Linked DNA regions of Homo sapiens: region 2 is linked to region 1. A link is a loop called in an ENCODE intact Hi-C map of the cell type or tissue named here. Cell type or tissue: CD14-positive monocyte. All regions are shown on one strand. Links, peaks and the distances in the headings refer to the core of each region. The heading gives the core; the rest is flanking DNA.

What was found. A loop is a pair of places that touch in the nucleus more often than their neighbours do. Peaks named below come from ENCODE experiments on the same cell type or tissue, not always from the same donor. Only the 100,000 strongest peaks of a DNase experiment are listed, where the experiment ranks them.
Region 2: a loop joins it to region 1, with 2.0 times the contacts of the local background. A loop is called at or near these places in 3 of 110 quality-filtered maps.

The regions. Positions count from the first base shown.
Region 1 is chr7:2,869,098-2,872,007 of GRCh38, forward strand. No RefSeq gene overlaps it. Among named protein-coding and RNA genes, the nearest start is that of GNA12, 26 kb to the left of the region's middle. RefSeq lists silencers at 349-553, 1,501-1,720 and an enhancer at 2,527-2,910. In CD14-positive monocyte, for the core only: no CTCF peak of the experiment used is centred there; DNase peaks (open chromatin) are centred at 484 and 1,584; H3K4me3 peaks cover 863 bases.
Region 2 is chr7:2,961,819-2,964,728 of GRCh38, forward strand. All of the region lies in intron 1 of CARD11 (caspase recruitment domain family member 11), which reads right to left. Among named protein-coding and RNA genes, the nearest start is that of CARD11-AS1, 19 kb to the left of the region's middle. In CD14-positive monocyte, for the core only: no CTCF peak of the experiment used is centred there; a DNase peak (open chromatin) is centred at 1,273.

The DNA.
Region 1 (2,910 bases), core at 130-2,629:
TTCCATTCCAGTTCTGGTGGGGCCTTTCCAAGCCATACACAAACACATACACACGCGGATGTACCCCATGGAGTCACATACGAACGCACGTACACCACAGCCACGCATAGTCACAGGAGCATTGCAGGCACGCACGTGCACACACCCACCCACACACCCACCCACACACCCACCCAGGGGCATGGTCCTGTAACCCGGACCTCTTCACATCTTTGGCAACAGTAACGTGGCCCAAGGGGTAGGCCTATGTATTAGTCTGTTTTCACCCTGCTATAAAGAACTGCCTGAGACTGGGTGATTTATAAAGGAAAAGAGGTTGAATTGACTCACAGTTCAGCATGGCTGGGAGGCCTCAAGAAACTTACAATCATGATGGAAGGTGAAGAGGAAGCAAGGACCTTCTTCATAAAGTGGCAGGAGGGTGAAGTGCTGAGTGAAGCGGGAAGAGCCCCTTGTAAAACCATCAGATCTCCTGAAAACTCAGCCACTCTCACGAGAACAGCTTGGGGGAAATCTATCCCCGTGACTCAATGACCTCCACTTGGTCTCTCCCATGACTCAGTGGAGATTATGGGGATTACAGTTCAAGATGAGATTTGGGGCCGGGTGCGGTGGTTCACACCTGTAATCCCAGCACTTTGGGAGGCCGAAGTGGGCAGATCACTTGAGGTCAGGAGTTCGAGACCAGCCTGGCCAACATGGCGAAACCTTGTCTCTACTAAAAATACAAAAATTAGCCAGAAGTGATGGTGCGTGCCTGTAGTCCCAGCTACGTGGGAGGCTGTGGCAGGAGAATCGCTTGAACCCGAGAGGCAGAGGCTGCAGTGAGCCGAGATCACACCAGCCTGGGTGACAGAGCCAGACTCAGTCTCAAAGGAAAAAAAAAAAAGATGAGATTTGGGTGAGGCGCAAAGCCTCACCATATCAGTCTCCACCCAGGAGAGTCCACCCTGCCTGGAGGAGAAAGAGGGCGCTGGGCTGTGGTGGCCCCGTGTGTCCCAGTGGAGGGGTCTGTCTGCCATGGGCAGGAGTGCGCCCCCCCTGCACAGAGGGCTACAGCTCAGAGGCGAGGCGGGGATCGGACCTAGTGAGAGCTGAGCGCCTGGTCTGGGCCCTGTTGGGCTTGGTGAGCCACTCTGTGGCTTTTAGTGATACCTGAGCCAGCAGACCTTACCTCTGTGCGCCAGGGGTGCTTTGTGGGGTCCGATGCTGTTCACACCCTGCGTCCTCCCGTCCTGTCCGGGTCCCCCTTTCCCACGTGCACAAGGAGTGGCTGACGGTCTCCCAGGACTCCCCCACCACCCCCTACACACTCCACTTCAACTCTGCAAAGGCAGCACCCTTCCCTGGAGTGTGAGACCCTCCCTGCCTGCCCCTCTCTGCCTGAGCAGGACAGGAAGCTATTGAGCCCCTGTGAAGCTCTAGGCCAGGTGCCTGGAGTCAGCGATGAGTAAGAGGAGGCAGGGCCTGCAGCCCTCGGAGGCCCAGGACTTTAGGGAACTCATTAGAGAGACTCATTTCGTTACCTGTGTCACTTTGGTCATCTGGGAGGCAGACGTCAAGACAGAAGAAATGAGCAAGAGATTGATGAAACGCAATGCCCAAGCAGGATACAGGGAGAGGATGCAGGGTGGGCGGGGACCAACTTCCAACCGTGACGCAGGGCTTGTGTTTGCCAGAGGAGAAGAGGAAGGAAGGAGGGTTAAGTGGGAGGAGCCCCAGGCTGCAGTGCAGCTGTGAGAAAGTCCTCTCCAGGCCCACGGGGAGCTCTAGCAAGGTCCCGGGTGGGGCAGGAGCTGCCAGGCCCCAGGTGCTACTGCATTCCTGTGGAGGGTGACTCTGGGAGGGAAAGCAGAGCCGTGCACCTCCAGGGCCACCCCGACGGTGACACAAAGGCTGATGTGACACATGCATCAAAGCACTGACCAAATGCCGGGGCCGGTGGCTCACGCCTGTAATTCCAACACTTTGGGAGGCTGAGGCGGGTGGATCACCTGAGGTCAGGAGTTTGAGACCAGCGTGGCCAACATGGTGAAACCCCATCTCTACTAAAAATACACAAATTAGCAGGGCGTGGTGGTGCCTGCCTGCAGCCCCAGCCACGGGGAAGGCTGAGGCAGGAGGATCGCTTGGACCTGGGAGGCGGAGGTTGCAGTGAGATGAGATCGCACCACTGCACTCCATCCTAGGCAATGGACCGACCAAGGGACTGGGGTCAGGGAGCACCGACCAAGGGACTGGGGTCAGGGAGGCTTCCTGGAGAGGGCTGACACCTGAGACATTTCCAGTGTAAAGGAGATGGGGGCTGAGTGTCAGAGGCCAGGGCTTATGCAGGGCCCCGAGGTGGATCATCTCTCTGGGACTGGATGAGGACAGCATCACAGGCGCAAGTTGAGGGCAGGACTCATGGCTTGCGGGCGCAGTGAACGTGACATGGGCCAGGCTTGCAGAGCCCGAGGGTTGTATTTGGGACTCTGGTCCTGTGTCCCAGCCCACTTTGATTCCAGTGGGCAGACCAGCTCAACCCAAACCCCTGCCACTGGCTGAACGCTCCCTGGGGCCCTGGGTCTACCACCTGCCTTGGGAATGCTGCCTGAGCTCTCTCTCTCTGGCATTCTGACCACTCCTGCCAGATACAGCTCGATCTGTGCCTTTGTTCTAGCACTGATTTTTGTTCCTGCATGGAGAGCAGGCTTGCCTGTCTCCACAGTTAGGCTGGGGCCATGGTGGGAGGGGATCTGCTTATTCATTGCCTGATTATTCATTTTGAGGTCTGGTAGAGTGGGATTCTCAGGGAATGGGTGCCTGCCCCAGGATGAGGTTCAAGAACCTTCTCTCCAGTGCAAGGTTTGGAGAAGGTCCAGGTGAGCAGGGGTCTGGGGTCTGAGTCCAGAGTGACCCTAAGCCAGC
Region 2 (2,910 bases), core at 112-2,611, 93 kb after region 1:
TTGATGGTTGAGGAAAGTCTCCACATGAAAGGCAGAGATCAAAAGGGTCACACAGACACAAGGAACCTGCTAGGAGCAGACAATGCACAGAATAAGAGAAAATTTTAAAAAAACATAACCTGGCCGGTGCAGTGGCTCACACCTCTAATCCCAGTACTTTGGGAAGCTGAGGTGGGAGGATTGCTTGAGCCCAGGGATTCGAGGCCAGTTTGAACAATATAGCGAGACACTGTCTCCACAAAAAATCAAAAAATTAGCTGGGCATGGTTATATGTACCTGTAGTCTTGGCTACACAGGAGGGTGAGTCAGGAGGATTGCTCGACCCCAGGAGATTGAGGCTGCAGTGAGCCATGTTTGCACCACTGCATTCCAGCCTGAGCAACACAGCGATACCCTGTCTCAAAAGAAACCCCCAAAACATAACCTGATAATTAAGAATCATTTAGAGATGAGATGAAGCACTGCATCCATAAAGCAATGGTAGGGTGCTAAGAAGAGGAACAATCAAAGAACAAGAAGTTCTTGGCAATTAAAAATAAGGCAGCAGAAATTTAAAATCAATAGAAGGCTTGGAAGATAAAGTTGAGGAAATTTCCTGAAAAGTTAAATAAAAAATTAAAGAGAAGGAAGATAAGAGGGGAGGGAATGAGATCAATTTAGGAGGTCTAATATCCAATAAATAGAAATCCTAAAAAGAGATGACAAAGACTGTGTCTTCTTGTTATATATCTTCTGGGGATAGACTATAAATCAAGGGATGAAATTATCAGAGAAATAAAGTTAGAGAATTCTCTGAGTGTAAAAACATGAGACTTCAGACTTAATAGGCTCTTTGAATATTAGTACAATCAGTTGAAAAGAACCTTCTCAGTGCACATTGTTGCAAAAATTCTGGCCACCAGGGAATAAGAAACGACCCTAGAAGTTTCCAGAGAGAAAACCTCAGGTCACATGAAGAAGAATGGAAGCAAATATACCATCAAACTCCTCAATACAAATACTGGAAGCTCGGAGAAAATGAGGCAATGCCTTCACATTTTTGATGGAAAATTCTTTTTTACCTGGGATCCTATATCCACCCAAACTATTATGTGTGAAAATAGAATAAAAATTATTTTCAGAAAAGCAGGAACTCCAAATATTTGCTCCTGGGCACCTTTTCATTGGAAGCTACTAGAGGATATGATGCAGCAAAATGAGGAAGTAAACAATAAAGAGGAAGGTGTGGAGCTCACAAAGCAAGGAATCTACTTGGGGAAGCATCAAGGAAAGTCCCAGGGTGAAAGTAAAGCGGCCAGGAGCAATTGGCCAAGATTGCAACAGGATCATGGAGTGTCCACAAGGGAGAGGTTGCCAGGGGAAAAACAGAATGATTTTCTGATATATTTGATAATTCAGGAAATCATATTGTTAGGCGAATGACAGATCTGAGAGTCAGATGGGGAAACAATGAAGAATAAGTATATTTAAAAGAAACCCTGCGCAAAAGCAAAGGAAAAAAAAAAGAGGCAATATTAACTCCAGGAAAAAAACAAAAGTGCAGACAAGAAAGAAAATCAGAGCACACAACTTGCCTTAACATGAACAATATTTACCTAGTTATAATAATATAACCACCACAGATGAATCAACACAACAGATTGTGGCCTAATATAATGAGAAAATGGAGGAAGGGGAAGTGCTTTGAATGGGTTATTAGTAAAAGAGAGCTAAATTCTCATCTATCTAACAATATGTCAGTTGATAATGTCTTAAAACTAACATATCAACAAATAGCAAGGCAAACATTATTTAGACCTAGTGAAAAAGAACAGAAGAAATAACAGAAGAAAACAAAGTGAAAAAGAGGTTTTTTTGTTTTGTTTTTTGTTTTTAGGTGGAGTCGCACTCTGTCACCCAGGATGGAGTGCAGTGGCACGATTTTGGCTCACTGCAACCTCCACCTCCCAGGTTCATGCGATTCTCCTGCCTCAGCCTCCCAAGTAGCTGGGATTACAGGTATGCTCTATGTCTGGCTAATTTTTGTATATTTAGTAGAGACGGGGTTTCACCATGTTGGCCAGGCTGGTCTCAAACTCCTGATCTTAAGTGATCCACCTGCCTGGGCCTCCCAAAGTGCTGGGATTATAGGCATGAGCCACTGTGCTTGGCCTGAAGAAGAGTTTGAGGTGATTGCCTCTGGGGATCAGGACTAGGGGATGATGATGGCTGGGTTGGGGAGTGATGTTTTTCTTACATGCCTATTTTACTTTCTTATTTTCAATTTTTTAATTAAAAATATAATAGAGATGGGGTTTTGTCATATTGCCCAGGCTGGTCTTGAATTCCTGGACTCAAGTGATCCACCCGCCTTGGCCTCCCAAAGTGCTGGAATTACGGACGTAGCCACCATGCCTGGTGTATTTTGCTCCTTTGCATGACTCATGTATGACTTCGATAAAAAATAAAACTAACTTAAAAAAACACATGTCAGTCATTGGAAATATGGATAATGCATTTAAGTATGAAGAACAAAATAGTTATCTTCAGTCTTTGCACACACACCACGTTCCATCTTTTGCAATGCTTGTGAGTCAGCTCACCCCTTCCTAAACTGAAACTGCTGACTGTGTACCTGGCTCTTCATGGCTATCACCTTGATTAATCTTCACAGAAGCTCAATTAGGTGGTTTTATTACTCCCATTTTATGGATGAGAAGGTAGGATCTGAGAGTTCAATAACAGAGTGAGATCTCACAGCTAATAAGTGGAAGAGCAGAGATTCCTACTGAGCCTCCCTGAACTCCACATCATCTGAGCTTAATTAAACTAGCAATCATCCCAGCTAATGTTTATTTAGCATAGCATCTAATCGAACCAATTATATTCTTTTCTTCCTGAGCTCCAAATCTTCCTCTTTATTACTGTGT